Regions from separate parts of the Homo sapiens genome. Here region 1 is linked to region 2. Evidence: chromatin loops called from intact Hi-C (ENCODE). Cell type or tissue: heart right ventricle. All regions are shown on one strand.

The links. A loop is a pair of places that touch in the nucleus more often than their neighbours do. Peaks named below come from ENCODE experiments on the same cell type or tissue, not always from the same donor. Only the 100,000 strongest peaks of a DNase experiment are listed, where the experiment ranks them.
Region 1: a loop joins it to region 2, with 4 times the contacts of the local background. A loop is called at or near these places in 42 of 110 quality-filtered maps.

Annotation. Positions count from the first base shown.
Region 1 is chr10:24,369,442-24,377,441 of GRCh38, forward strand. All of the region lies in intron 2 of KIAA1217, which reads left to right. Among named protein-coding and RNA genes, the nearest start is that of MIR603, 98 kb to the left of the region's middle. In heart right ventricle, no CTCF peak of the experiment used is centred here; no DNase peak of the experiment used is centred here; H3K27ac peaks cover 1,080 bases.
Region 2 is chr10:24,499,976-24,507,975 of GRCh38, forward strand. It overlaps KIAA1217, which reads left to right. Exons shown (of 21, transcript NM_019590.5): 9 at 1,404-1,570. Among named protein-coding and RNA genes, the nearest start is that of ARHGAP21, 220 kb to the right of the region's middle. RefSeq lists an enhancer at 1,477-1,977. In heart right ventricle, a CTCF peak has its summit at 3,840 (motif pointing left); DNase peaks (open chromatin) are centred at 3,859 and 6,006.

The DNA.
Region 1 (8,000 bases), 130 kb before region 2:
CATAAGCTCTCCCATGGCACAGCCCATACCCTCACTGAGGGTGAGGGCCTTTGCTAGCAAGGAAAGCCTCTTTGGTTTGGCAACAATGCAATTAAGTTTTAGGGGTACGATTCCGTGGCTTGGGATCCCACATCCTCTCCATAAAGCACTGAAGCCTAGGTTGCAGAGATGAGCTTAAAAATGGCTTTTGTTAAGAAGGCCTTCTAAGATGTGTACTTAGCACCATGTTTTGCTGGTTGTATTTTACTTGAGACTTCAAAGGCTACAAGCAGGTTTCTTTCCTTTTATCAGTATAATAACAGCAATCCTCACACAGACACCTTTTATCCTATAGCCTTTTAAAGTGCATTCCTGACTTTCTGAATTACAAAAGCATCTGCAGTCTTGCTCAGACCTCAACCAATGAGGATTTTGGCAGCCAAAGCCTGTTCAACATTTTACTTGTTGATAAGGCATTACTTTTCTTGTTTCAGAAAGAAAGGAGAGAAAGAATAAATTAATTGTTGTATTCAAGGCAACTTGCAATAAAAAGACATCTACCTGGCCGGGCGCGGCGGCTCACGCCTGTAATCCCAGCACTTTGGGAGGCCGAGGCAGGTAGATCACGAGGTCAGGAGATCGAGACCATCCTGGCTAACACGGTGAAACCCCATCTCTACTACAAATATAAAAACTTAGCCAGGCGTGATGGCGGGCGCCTGTAGTCCCAGCTACTCGGGAGGCTGAGGCAGGAGAATGGTGTGAACCCGGGAGGCGGAGCCTGCAGTGAGCCAAGATCACGCCACTGCACTCCAGCCTGGGCAACAGAGCGAGACTCTGTCTCAAAAAAAAAAAAAAAAAAAAAGACATCTACCCTAAGGTAGATACACTGAAAATCAAAAAGCAAAATCTCGTAAGAAGAGGAAGCAAATTTTAAAATATAGGTACTATGATTAGCTTGGACATTAAATTTACTTTCAAGCTTCCTGACATACATGATATTTTACATATGACAAGGTAATACTTATTAATCCTTCAGGAAGCAAAATCATATTCTTTGTTTCAAATTGTGAAAGAAACATTGTTCGTGCCTTTATAAAAGGTACACTGATCAGCATAGTAGGCAGGACCAACAAGTAAACAGCAGTATTCTTCATGTGGCTTTTGTTTTTTTAGAGACAGGATCTTGCTGTGTGACCCAGGCTGGAGTACAGTGGCATGATCACTGCATAGCTCACTGCAGCCTTGAACTGCCAGGTTCAAGGGATCCTCCCACCTCAGCCTCACGAGTAGCTGGGACTACAGGTGTGCACCACGACTCCTGGCTAATTTTCATGTTGGTTTTTTGTAGAGATGGGACGTTGCCGAGGTTGGTCTCAAACTCCTGGCTTCATTTATCCTCCTGCCTCAGCCTCTCAAAGTGCTGCAATTATAGGTGTAAGCCACCACACCTAGTCCAGGCTTTTAATTTTGTATCGGCAAAACGAAAAGAAGAAAACACATCACTGAATAAAAATTGCATGAACGTATTTCTGAAAGGGGTGAAAGTCTGAGTTAATGAGATCCAGACTTGGAACTTACCGATGATCTAATTTTCTAACTTGGTAGAAGGATGCTAAATGGAGATCATAGTTGAGCTAGGCTTTATTTTCTTTAAATAGCTTTTGTCTCATTCTGGCTTTGGGGAGGAGTCAGAGAGCAGTCAATCTGAGGTGGTATTTCAGTAGAGTTTATGTCATGTTACAGGTAGGCCACAAGGCAGACAGGTGGCAGGTTGATGTCTAATCCTGGAGTTGAAAAGGCCACCCTGCCTTCTGATCTGATAAGAACCCCTGTCTCCTCTGCAAGGCAACAGATTTAGCAGCTCCTCTAGGTGGAACCAAACCTCTTCAAGGGAAAAAAAAGAATACTGTATCATCTACAAACTATGAAGGGTTGAAAGGTGGAAAATATCTCTGGGATCATAGAAAATTGCTAAAATTCCAAATTTACCTAGAATCAAATTTTAAGAGCCTTTAAATTAAATTACTATAATGGTATCAGAACTACAGATGTGGAAGTCTGTCTCTTTAAAAGGTGGAATGCAATCTGCATGTCTGAAATTGATTTGATGGCCTTGGCGCTTTTCTTAACTGTATCGTTTTGTAGAATTGGAAGTTTTGTAAGAACTGGATTCTTGCCAAATATTGCATGGCATGAAAATGAAAACGTGTTTCCCTTCCCATGTTTTCCCCATGCATTTGTGTTGTCATTTCAGGGGCCATCTCTAATGACAAGTTCTTAAACCTAGAATCCAATCATACAGAATACACAAGAGAAGACAGGAATTGGGCATGAATACATTCAGGTCACCATAGACAGGAATCCTTCTGGATTCTAAATGTTTTATGGGAAAGTTCCCTTCCTCTGATCTATTCTTTAAAAATATCATGCCTATTTAGTAATTCTCTGATTTGTAAAAACAACATATTCTTATTTTGGAGAAATAAAGAAAGTGTGTCACTCTTATCCTAAGCAATCTAATGCAGAACAGAAAACCCAATGCAGCATGTTCTTACTTAATAAGTGAGAGCTAAACATTGGGTACACATGGGTATAAAGATGGCAATAATAGACACTGGGGACTCCTGGAGTGGGGAGGCAGGAGGAGAGCAAGGGTTGAAAACCCATTGAATACTACGCTTGTTACAAAAACACCGGGGGTTTGGTCGAGGTTCTGCTGCTCACCAAACAGAAAACCAATCACTGAGACAAGTATTGCCAAGGAAGAAGGCTTTGATCGGGTGCTGCAGCCAAGGAGACAGAAGCTCAGTCTCAACTCCATCTCCTTGACTGACTAGAACTAGGGGTTTATATAGCAGGAAAGAAACGTTAAGAACACATAAGAAAACAACAACTGAGAAGGCGCAAGGAAACAATCATGATGAATGAGGGGTGTGGCATCTGGTGTGGTGATCTGGTGCGTTTCAGTTCTTTGATACTTTTTTGAGAGTCCTAAAGGTGTTTCCTGAGGAAGGAACTCAGATAAAACAAATACTGGTTTCCAGCTTTGAGACCAGAACAATTTCTTGTTCAGTTTATCAAAAAAAATAATCTATGGGACTGTTGGGTCAGTTTCATGCTCACTGCCTGGGTGACGGGATCAATTGTACCCCAGACCTCAGCATTTTGCAATATACCCATGTAACAAACCTGCACGCCAAAATAAATCTAAATCTAAAATAAAAGGTGAAATTATTTAAAAAGAATGTTACCCGTAATCCCACCATCAAAAGAAAACTAATGCTCGCATTTGGCTCTATTGTGTCCAATTACTAAATTATACCCCAAAATTCCATTAAAACACCTTTATTATGATTGTGTAGTACTCTAGAGTACACAGACATTGTAATTTGTTAACCAGCCCTCCAAATTGTTTCAAGATTTACTTATTCTATTAAAGATGTAATATGTACAGATTTGCTTCCTGACACTCCAGTACAAGAACTACCACTTTTCTTAATTTTCCCAAATCAAACCAATCTATCCTGGCTTCAGCAATTATTGAGAAATTCATCCTCATCATATTAAGGGGAAGCATTTTCCCCTCACTTGGAGTCATAAGGAAATCTTGAGGAGCTTGTCCAATCCAATAAAACCAGGCCAGGGCCTCTGAGTCTCCTGGGACTTATAGTGAATTGCTTTCTGTGCAGCCTGTTTGCATCCAGGTTTATGGGGACCTTTGCCAAGTATCCTAAGTGTGAGCACCTGGTTCCACCCACTCTAAGCATGTCACACATCCATCTTCCCAGTTGTGGGTCACTTCTTGCAAATGGAATACAGGTCTTCCCAATTTGAAGAGCACCATCGCCACCACTGACACCAAAACTGCCACCCTCTTCTTGGCTCTGGGAAGTCATCCACTCCCCTCTTCCTGCGCAATTAGGAACTTCCTCCTTTCCCCTTCTGGAGGTAAGTCCAGACGTCTTTTCCAGATACCTTTACCTTCTAACCCCAATTTAGGGAGAGAGTCTTCAGAGTGGCCTCTGTAGCATGGGGATACCATTAACAACCCTTCCCTGTGGGAAGACCTTGGAACTTAAAGGCTTGGAAGTTTCCCAGGAGGTGATGGCTAGCAATAGAAGTTCCATAAATTTTTTGTTGTTTCTGACAACCACAAGGACAAGGTAAATTAACAATACCTCAGAAGATGAATCTGACACACAGATAATACTCTATGGAGAGTATTTGCATAGTGTGGTGCTTCTTTAAACAATGAGGAAGAGCCCTTTTCTGCACAGAGGTGTCCTTGTCATTTGTTTGTTTGCAGCTGTAGGAAGGCAGGGGGCTTTGCATGGTGACAATGGGTTGGCAGAGGGGTCCTGCCTGGCTCACTTCGCTCCACACAGAGGATGCCTCAGTGCAGGGATGACTGTGGCTGGCTCCATATGAGCTGCCCGTGGGCAGCGGGTAATGGGTATCACTGCCCTTTCATCTTTCCAATCTGATAATGAAATAATACACACAGAGAAGGAAAATGTGGAAACAAAAGATGCAGTTGTACTTTGCCCAACTGCTGAATCGTCTGATTTCCATCCAGAACAAATGCCATTCTGTTTTCACAGGTGAAAATCATGAATAACGTCTGGGTACTCTTTGGATGGAAAAGGGAGAAAAGTGTTGAAATATTAGCGTTGAAGAAACAGGATATAAACTGAGTGTATCAAGGATATTTCATCAAAATAAATCCTAGAGAAAATGCTTCCCCTTTATCTAAGTCAGGGAAGAGAAATACTAATTATCAGACCTCAACTTAAGCTAGGAGAAACGTGAGAATCTCAGATATGCACCGTTGGAAGTTGGCATTAAAATGTGGTTAGTGAATATAGATCTATCTTATTGTAAGGCCCAGAAGTTCCTGGTTACTAGTCATCCTGGCAAGTATCCACAAACTGCTCACATCCAGCATCCAGATGTCCACTAAACACTCGATTTTGTGTGTGTGTATATTGTACTGTAGATTAACAGCAGGACCCTCTAGCGCCTGCACCCAAGGTTTCTATTAAAAACAAAAGCTGCTGATTTATTCTCCTCTACCACCATTTCTCTGAGTCTTTAATGCCAGACCCACCCCAAAATTGCAAGATCATAATAAAACTAACTACAGTTCTCTTCTCCATTTGTGTTGCAGTTCTCACATCCACCCGTTGTATTTTAGAATCATGGGTGTCTCAGTCTATTACCCAGAGTGATCATAGTTGCAAGAATGGCACTGGGGAGATATCATTCAGATTTTGCTTTTCTGTCCATAAGCCACAGAAGCCGTGGGAAGTTGCCAAGAAGACATGCATAGCTAAGCCTTGCTGTTCTTTTTTTAAATTTTGTATTCTTCTGTTATTTTTTAGAGATGGGAGTCTTGTTCTTTCTCCCAGGCTGATGTGCAGTGGTGTCACCCTAGCTCACTGCAGCTTCAACCTCGGGCTCAAGCCATCCTCCTGCCTCAGCCTCCCCAGTGGCTGGAACTACACGTGTGCAGCACCACACCTGGCTAATTTTTTAATTTTTTGTAGAGACAGAGTCTCAACTAGGTTGCCCATGCTGGTCTTGAACTCCTGGGCTCAAGCAATCCACCTGCCTAGGCCTCCCAAAGTTCTGGGATTACAGGTGTGAGCCACTGTACCTGACCCCAGGGCTCGCTGTTCGAAATATACACCTGGCTGTTGGTCACAGGACTCACCAGAGAATGGCAGGTGGTGGCCAACTGGAGGAAGAAGGCCTCAGCTGATGCTGTCACCAGGGATGGGTTTATGTAAGGATGGGAGATAAGATAGAAGCCAGGTGTGCCCGATGGAGCTCCCTGTCTTCCTTCCCACCCTTAGTCCTCAACCCAGCATGGACATTAAAGACAGGAAACTAGAAGGAGAGCAGAAAATGGGAAAAAGGCAACTGCACTGTGGCTTGTAAAAAGGACTCTGTAAGCAAATTTAGAAGCGTAGAGCTTCCAAAGTGAGAGTTTATTAATTTTCCTTTGGAGTACCGTGAAGCAGGAATGGTAGAGAAAACCTAAATTCTGTGGATGATTTATTTGTTAATTTAATATTTTGTTCCTGGAATTTTTAATAAAAGTACCTAGCAACTAGAATGTTCTCTTCAACTGAAATCAGAATTTTGACTGGGTTTGAGTTGAAAGTTTCACAAGTGAAAGAAATGGGGCTAAAGTGTCTGAATGTCATGATTAAATTAACCATGTCCTTTAATGAGTGCTAGGAATGAGTCATTCCAAATACATTTGCATGTGGAAAACTTCATTGTATTTTCAAATGCCCTGTGGCAAATTGGGCATTAATTAGGATGAAGTAAAACTTCATCACGGCAATGTTGATTTTTCTTTTCACAATAGAACGTAATCTGAAGCAAAGTGAATACCTTGGCTAGCCAGACACCCCACTGTTCCTGGCAATTAACATATTACGTAAAGCTACATTTGCAGGTTCATTTTCTGGACCTCGGCATTTCAATTTAGGGTTTAAGGGTCTGAAAACGGGAATGAAAAATACATCATCAATACCTCTAGCTCTAACTTTCTTTTATCTTTGTTGTTATCTCCAAATCCAATAGCATTGCAAAGAATATGAATAAATCTGATCTCCCTCGCAGAACAGTGCACTTGGTGAACATTTCAGCAAATATTTGTTCATGATGTTAAAATGAAATCATGACCGTCTTTTAAAAATTAATGCTGTTCAACTATGTTGCATACACTTGAGGACATAAATGCGGAAAGCCAGATCTTAGCACTACCTAGCTACATATATCTATGGAGCAGGTGCTATAGGATAAATAATTCGAAGGAAATCTCAGTAAACTGTTTTTCTGGATGACATGATCTTTTCTTCTTATATGATGTGTACTTAGAGTTAGAAAGTTTTGGTCCTGCAAGGGATCTGAGACACCAACTAGCTCAACCTCTGGCCTTACAGATGAGATACCTGTGACTCAACGAGGTTATATGTGGACCAGTTTTTGGCAGAAGCTGAACTAGAACTAGCATTCCCAGACTCCTGGTTAAATAAAAATTTTAGGCAGGGTGCAGTGGCTCACACCTGTAATCCTAGCACTTTGGGAGACTGAGATGAAAGGATCGCTTAAGCTTAGGAGTTTGAGACCAGCCTGGGCAACAAAGTGAGACCTCGTCTACTACAAATTAAAACAATTAGCTGGGCATGATGGTACACACCTGTAGTCCCAGCTACTCAGGAGGCTGAGGTGGGAGGATCGCTTGAGCCTGGGAGATCGAGGCTGCAGTGAGCCATAATCTTACCACTGCACTCCAGCCTGGGCAATAGAGACCCTGTCTGACTGAATGAATGAATGAATGAATGACCAACCAACCAATCTTACCACTGGTGTCAACTCTGGAGTGCGCCACACGTGATCTTTGCTCCTTTCATTTGGTAGAGTTTCAGGGCAAGCTGCTTTTTCTATTTTCTCAGTGGTAATCAGTAGTGTGAGGTTACAGGGAAGGTTAAATTAGGTTACCACATGACAGTTACTTGATACAGAGCAGCAGGCACCTGTTATGTTGGGTCCTTTATTTCTTCCCTCATCCTTTCATTAGGAAGAGAATATTTCTATAGGGTCAATCACAGATGCAGAAGAGGAGAGAGCTGCATTGAGCCAATGACACCAGAATGTCTTCGTGACAGAGAGACCCCTTCGAAGAAGAGAAGAATAGAAAGGACAAGTGGGGTTCAGGTGGCCTGATTATACAGACCACCCCCTTCATGCATGACCCCAAAGGGCTTACCATTTGGGTTTGCGGGTTTGGGGTTGCCTAATGATTTGGGGAAGTCTTTACAAGGTTGTGATGGAAACAGAGGGAGATTGGTGTCATGGATCTCCATGGAGCAAGGAGGAAAATCCAGTCTTACAGACCCTTGAGTCCTGCTCACGTGGCTCAGAGAATATTCCCACCATCCCCTGCTTCCTCCTCAGTTAGGCATAGCTCTCCACTCAGCAGCTTAGGGTAGCAGCTTCAAACA
Region 2 (8,000 bases):
CTCATGAGCCACTTTGAGCTCCACTGGGGCCTGGCTGAGTTGTGTGTGCTGGAGCGGGAAAGGTTCCCGAAATGACTGAGCCAGGATGGAAAGACAGGGTACCACCACACTATAGCCACTCCAGGGTCTGCAAGTGGCCAGCAGTGCTCTGTCCTGCAAGGCCAGCCTGGCCTGTGACAAAGCTTTACAGGAAAGAGAACTGAACAGAAGTGTGTGTGTGTGTGTGTGTGTGTGTGTGTGTGTCTTTATTAGTAACATGGATCCAGCCTCTACTCCAGAAGAGTGTGTGTGCGTGTGTGTGTGTGTCTTTATTAGTAACATGGATCCAGCCTTTACTCCAGAACAGTGTGTGCATGCGTGTGTGTGTGTGCGTGTCTTTATTAGTAATATGGATCCAGCCTCTACTCCAGAAGAGTGTGTGCGTGTGTGTGTGTGTGTGTGTGTGTCTTTATTAGTAACATGGATCCAGCCTCTACTCCAGGTACCTGTATCAATAGAATTGCATTGTCCTTTTTAGAGTCCCCTCCTGAAGAATTTTTGCATCTTGCCTTATTTTCTTACTAAAGGAGTTGTGTGCAGATGCCCTCTTTCTTTTCATTTTGGAAATCTGAAGGGATTCAGGACAGTACCCAGTTCTTACTAATCTCCCCTTGGCGATTGGCTGAATCTCTGCCCAGAAATAAGTTGCATGTCCTTAGGTTACATTTGCTGTGCAGAAAATAGGCACATAAGCACTCTATATTAGGTCTCAGAATTTTAAAATTAGTTTTCTCTATTATAAAATTGCAGATATTCAGTATGCAGATTTTAGAAATACAAAAAATTGGCCAAGTGCGGTGGTTCACGCCTGTAATCCTAGCTCTTAGGGAGGCAGAGGCAGGAGGATAGCTTGAGCCCAGGTGTTCGAGACCTGCCTGGGCAATACGGTGAGACCCTGTTCTCAAAAATAAAAAATAGTAAACAAACAAACAAAAAACCTTATATTGGAAAAGCACAGCTGGAGATACCGTTAACACTTTGTTTTATACACTTCTAAGCTTTTCTCTATGCAAACCTGTGTGTTTAAAAAAGCTCTACTTCCAGGGGTTAAGAAAAGAAAAAAAAATTAAAATAAAAAAAAAATAAACAAAATTGATCAATTGATAGAACAATCAGTGGATAGATAGATAGGAGCATAGGCAGCTCTGTGGCCTGTCTTCCTATGGCACTTTCTTACTAAACTTCTAGAATGTGATCATTGCACACTGCATACCATAACACTGTGTGATTCATATATATGCATATTTTTTGTAATGAGAGAATTAGGCCTTTTTAGAATTACCAGTCATCTGCATTGGGATGGGATGCATAGCTTAGACTTTCCTTTGTGGCCTTCTGAGTTCTCTGATGCACTTTTCTCATAGGAACGCCCCATGTGTCTGGTGGGAAGATGCTCAGTGCTCTGGAGTCCACGGTGCCTCCCAGCCAGCCTCCACCTGTGGGCACCTCAGCCATCCACATGAGCCTGCTTGAGATGAGGCGGAGCGTGGCGGAACTCAGGCTCCAGCTCCAGCAGATGCGGCAGCTCCAGGTATTCCTCATGCACGGCGGCCTCTGTCTCGGTTGCCCTGAGCTCTTCCTACCTTCCTTTTCCTAGGGGCTCCGTGAAGACCTAGAGAATGTAGAACCATAGAAACAGCATGGCTTCCTCTCTCACACACACAATCCAAGTCTAGAGCCTTCCACTGCAACTATAGTCAATCTATAACCACTTCTTTTTTTTTTTTTTTTTTTTTTTTTTTTTTTTTTTTTGAGACGTAGTCTCGCTTTGTCCCCCAGGCTGGAGTGCAGTGGCGCGATCTCGGCTCACTGCAAGCTCCGTCTCCCGGGTTCACGCCATTCTCCTGCCTCAGCCTCCCGAGTAGCTGGAACTACAGGCGCCCGCCACCACGCCCGGCTAATTTTTTCTATGTTTTAGTAGAGACGGGGTTTCACCGTGTTAGCCAGGATGGTCTCGATCTCCTGACCTCGTGATCCACCTGCCTCGGCCTCCCAAAGTGCTGGGATTACAGTCTTGAGCCACCGCGTCTGGCCTACAACCACTTCTTTAAGCTGTGCGTACTTTTACGCAGGAAGAGACTCTAGGGCATTTGTTTTTGGAGAAGAGCCGAAAGGAGAGGGGCCACGGGGAGCATGCCGACAGCCAGTGAAGGCTGACTTCTGACAGCTTGGAGGCTCCATCCTCCTCCACACTGAACGGGGACAAAGGTGGATAGTCAGCCAAGCTTTTTTTTTTTTTTTTTTTTTCATTTTTTTTGCAAGGATCTGTGATGTATTTAGAACTATGAGTTTAGAATAGAAGATGAATTCATAAGGAAAAAAAGCCATCATGGTGATTTGTTACGAAAAACATCTGCATTTCATTCAGATACTGTGATCCATCCGTTCCTTGCTCTTTTCCATTGTTAAGGAATATATAAACTCTACGGGAATCAGGATAAGTGACCCTTCAGGTCACGAATCTTGGTCAACAAATCCCGTAAATCTGCCAAAGCAGAATAAGCTGTCTCCTGGGTAATAAGGAGGTAGAGATGTGCATCTCTGCATGAGACCACATATTTGCTCTGTGCACCTTCTCCCACCTCCCTGCCCTGGCTGGTAGGTTGGTCGTTGAGGATACAGTGCTGGCCTAGGCTCTATACAGATATCCTCCCTGACTTCCAGAAGCTCATAATCCAAATAGTGCTAGAAGATAGGGCCAGGTGTCATGGCTCATGCCTGTAATCCCAGCACTTTGGGAGGACGAGGCAGGTGGATGACGAGGTCAGGACTTCAAGACCAGCCTGGCCAATGTGGTGAAACCCCATTTATACTGAAAAAAAATTAGCCAGGCATGGTGGGGTGTGCCTCTAGTCCCAGCTACTAGGGAGGCTGAGACTTGAGAATCACTTGAATGTGGAAGGCAGAGGTTGCATGAGCCAGGATAGCACCATTGCACTCCAGCCTGGGCAATAGACCAAGACTATGTCTCAAAAAAAACAAGATAAATGTATCCAGGATCCTGGAGCAGCCATGGGGATGCAACCTCCTGAGCCCTTTCCTCTAATAGGAAAAAGGCTTCCAATCGGTTCTGCTTCTTCAGCACAGCGACAGCACAAGCCCTAAGTTGTTTAACCACCTAATGAAAGCTAAGAAAACAATTTCCCCTTGCCCTCTGCCTACCAGAAAACACACAGAAAGGCAGCTGGTTTGAGAGACCTGCCCCAAGGCCCCAGCATGGATCATGACGGTTGCTAGAAGAGTGAGGGCTCTGATCTCCAAAGGCTACTCTGTCTCTTAGGCAACATCCCAGATACCTTGAACATCTGATGCAAATTCATTTAAATCTCCTAGTGAATCTCATCGTCTGTGATGGCCCCATCCTTTGCATTAGCTTCCTCTCGCTTTGCAATTTTAAAGACACATTGCAATGAAATGAAGTGTACGGGTTGGGCTGGGTTGTGTCAGGGGGTGACAAAGTCACATGTCTTCAGTGTCCGGGCAGTAACAGCAAGTGAAATGGAGGAGAGACCACAGTAAATTGGCCCCTTTAAAGGATAGTAGCCACTCAGTTCCAACTGGCTCTTAACCTGATAGAATAAGTATCCAGTGTTTCTAGATGTTTCAATATTTCAAGCAAATCTGGAGACACAGGTTTTATATGAATTACCGCCATTTAAAAATGTTGGAAAGTAATTGAAAACTAATTACTGAGTACTCTGCAGGCCAAAGGACACAATTGCAGTTCAGAGGGGGCCTATCGGCTCCCAAGTTCGTTCTTACCTGGGGCTCCTGGAGGTCAAGCCCTTCCCTTCACTGCTCCTGCCTTTTGGCACCATCTGCTGGCCATTTCGAAATTGTTACCTCCTCATTGCGCCCTTTAAGAAAAACATACATATCATTTGTATGGAAGTACCTAACTGCTCTCAAAAGTGAGCATTTGTTGGTTTGGGGACAGGGATGGAATTGCTTTAGCATAAATGCCGCACTTCCCCTGGGAATTTCACAGGCGTTAGAGGTGAATTTGATACCAAGGCTCTCTTGATGTCTGTAGCTACAGCGTCACCCCATCAGTGGCTGGCGTAGTTTGGTCCTCTGGCCGGCTGGGAGGGATCTCTCACACTTGTCTCGCCTTGCAACCCTTGAACTGTGCAGCTTTGTGAAAAAGAGCAGTTTTCTTAAACAAAGAAGGTCTTTGGTCAAGGTCTAGGAATGCTGTGTTAACCACACAAGTTTCTTTATTGCTCCAGAACTACTCAACTTTTCTGGCTTTCTGGGAATAAAGAACAGTGAGCAAATGTGCTTTTGAGCCTGGGAAGTTGGGCAGTTCTAAAGCGCAGACTCGCAGGGAAAAATAAGCATGGTGTTTCCTAACCTGGCTGTTACTGTTTCTACCTCTGCATTTGTATTCCCTGGGTCCCATTCAGCTTTCCTCCCCATCAAACTTCTGTCTTTTCAATCGAGGGAGTCTACTTAAGACAAAAACAGCTTAGAATAATTAAGCTATCTCGGCACCAATTCTCCTTCAACATGTGCGGTATTATATACCAAAAATGAACTGCAGCCGCACAGTGGCTCTAAGTCCAATAATGGAGCTATCATTAGAGATATACGAAACACTAGACTAGTCTCAAAAGAACAAAAATTGAATTAGAAATTCAAATATTCTTTGAACTGTGTTATAAAATAGTGAAACTGAATAAAACCATTTGTGCTTGGCAGCCAGCTCCAGTAATTAGATAATTAAATCATTGGAAAATCCTAGACTGTAGAGCATATCCTATTTGAGCATTTCATTTTCAAAACTGATGGATTATTCTCAGGAATAGAAATTTGTTGCAGACACAATGGGGTGGGTAGATTTCAATGGGACAAGGGGAACCTAAGCAGAAGATCAAGGAAACCACTAAAAGCTTGTTCATGTTATCTTCTGCTCTCCAATTTCACAGGAGTTATCGGTCTAAGAGTGGTTCTCAATCCTGGCTACTCATTAGAATTATTTGAAACCCTTAGCAAAAATACCAGTGCTCAGGCACGATGGCCAGAGTCTGACTTCACTGGCACGGACTGGAGGCTAGGCACTGGTGACTCTAGAACATTCCAGGGTAAAAACTACTGTTTTTACCTCTTGGCTACAGGTAATATGAATGCTTAGTCCATGAAGACACCTCCTGGAAATGTTGAGATAGCCAGCTATTACCAATGACTTAAAGCCTTGACTTCAAACAATGCACCTCATTCCCAGTGGCTAATCTAGTATGTTCTCTGCTAGCTACATTTGGTATGAGAGCTATATGGAACCTTTATAGTGTGATATTCCCATTCCCAAATAACGGTTGGGTCTGTAATTAGCTAGCAACAATGGGAAAGGGTTTTGTCAAGGTTTTGTGCCTAACAGATGTTCTCCTCCAATGATGATTATGTTTGCCTGTTACCTTTCCTGATATCATTTTGAAAAAAAGCCCACTTTTTCTAAATAATGAACATCTTTTTCCCAAAATGCCACAGTACTTGGATTTTACCAAAGTCATCCCATATCTACAGAAGTGACTGCACTTCTTCCCCTCCTTGTGGGTGGCTGAGGAGAGAGAGAGAAGCTTCTGGAAGAGATGGTACAGGTTCTGTGGAGGCCAGATAGGCTTGGCATAAAGAGAGGATGGCGACCTCCTACTTCTTTCATCCCCAATCTCTTTATTCTGCTTCCTGATAAATAAAAAATTGGGTTGTTCATTACATTTGTAGGACTCCTGAGAATTTACTGTCCCTTCCCAAGAGAAGGAGGAGGTAAAATATCAACATAAAAAATAAACACAGTAGTGCATAGAGCCCTATGTATTTGAAATGATACAATTCAATACAATTTCCTTAATGTGTCTTTTTATGAGATGGCGCCTCGTGGAAATGTGCCAGGGTCTCATTTATCTTCTGACATGCATAACAATGGTCACGGGAATGCGGATCCCTGAGAACAGCATATTGGAGTTTCCCATGTGCAACAGACCCGTGTCCCCTGCCAAGCAGAAATAATAAACGGAACTAGTACAGGGCTTGACGATTAGGCTGCTTACAATGTGCCAAGGTCTAGTCAGATCTTCAGACAACAAGAAGCTTTCTAAGATGGGGAGACAGCACCCCAATAACATGGGTTATATAGCTGTGACCAGGCATCCCTTGTCTTGTTCCCTGAAGCCTGCAGGAACAGATCCAGGTGGGATCAGGAGTCGTTCTGAGGTCTGGCTTTCCTCCTGAATCTTTCTGATTTGTGGTATAACCACTGTTCCATGTCACTGCTAGACAGCAAAATCAGTCCAATTACATTATCCATTGTTGGCAAGACTGATAGTCTTAGATTTTACCTAAGAAATCAAAATTGAGTATGTGAGATATAGGTCCATTTTCAGGTTGGGGGAATTAGGTTTAGGCATTTGCTAGTTTCTCCATGAAGTGATTTGGATAACTTATTTGGTCCAATTAAAATTTTAATGGACAAGAGCATTATTTCTGTCTCTTATTTTACAAGAGTGCTTATAAAAATGGCAAAGCATTTTCAATAAATTATCTTTCTAGCTATGAGGAATAACTGCAACTCTACTTGCCCTCCCACTGTGGGCAACTAGAAAACTGAAAAATAAGCAAATGTATGAAACAAATGTTTTCAGAAATTAAACAACACAGGACCGTAATCCTTAGGAGAATGGGGGGAAAAAACCTACAGTTGACCCAGCTTTCTGTCTGGAGGCACTTTTCAGATCTTGGTGCAGGAAGGAAAAACCCAAGCATGGCACTGACAGTGAGTTGAGGAGATAAGACCAAAGTTTAGAGAGAGCTGAAACAGCTAGAACTGGTGGACTGGAGAACCAAACACAAGAAAGCTCTGCAGAGAAAGAAGTACATCAATAAATGGGTCTGTTATTAAATATTAAGCCAAGCATGTACAGTGTGAAAGCAACCGCTAAGCCAGGCAGAAACTAAGTCGGGGGCTGTAAGCCAAAAAGTTCCCGAAGTTCACACAGGCCTGGGAGATGTTCACGTTTTGAAAAGCAAAAAGCGAAGAGGCCTTGTTGAGCACCTGGGCATTTTGTAGAGATCGGAGAAGGACTGTGCCTCAGTCTTAGGACTAAACTAGCCCCAGAGGAAAGACTACCCTTGATTTAACCTAACTGCTTAAAAATAAGCCTTTAAAGGACAAAGCTGATCCACAAGTAACTGGACTGTCTGCCAGAGAAAGTCCAAAATCTGTAAAGGAAAACAACAAAATTCAGAGCTCCATGCCCAATATCCACTCAAAAATTACTAGACATGTGATGATGCTGACAAATGTGACCTATAACATTAAGAAAAATTTGTCAAGAGAAACCAACCAGACATGGCAGGGATAATGAAATCAGCAGCAAGGACTTCAAAACAGCTATTATAATTATTCTCAAGGATTTAAAGGAAGACATGAACATAATGAGGAAAGAAATGGAAGATATAAAAAATATCCAAGTGGAGCTTTCAAGAGCTGAAAAACAATATCCAAATGTGCTTAACAGAAGATTAATCACTGCCCAAAATGTCAGTCACCCTAAAAACAGCAATGGAAACTGTTCAAACTGAAGTATAGAGAGACAAGAGACTAAAGAAAATGAATTAAAATGTAGTGACCAGTGAGACAATATTAATAAAAGATGAAGTGGAAAGAGAAAAATATTCAAAAAGGTAATGACTGAATTTTTTCCAAATTTGATGAAAGCTGTAAATCCACAGACCAAAAAAGCTCAGTGAACCCCTAGAATGGTAAGCACAATGGAAATTGCACCAAAGCACATGGTAGTCAAATTGCTAAAAACCAGAGATAAATGGAAAAATCTTCAAAGCAGCTGGGGGTGGAGAGAAAACCCATTACATACAGGAATCACAATTAAGAATTAATGCCAACTTCTCATCAGAAACAAAAGGCAAGTCAGGACACAGTGGAATGACGTCTTTAAAGTATTGAA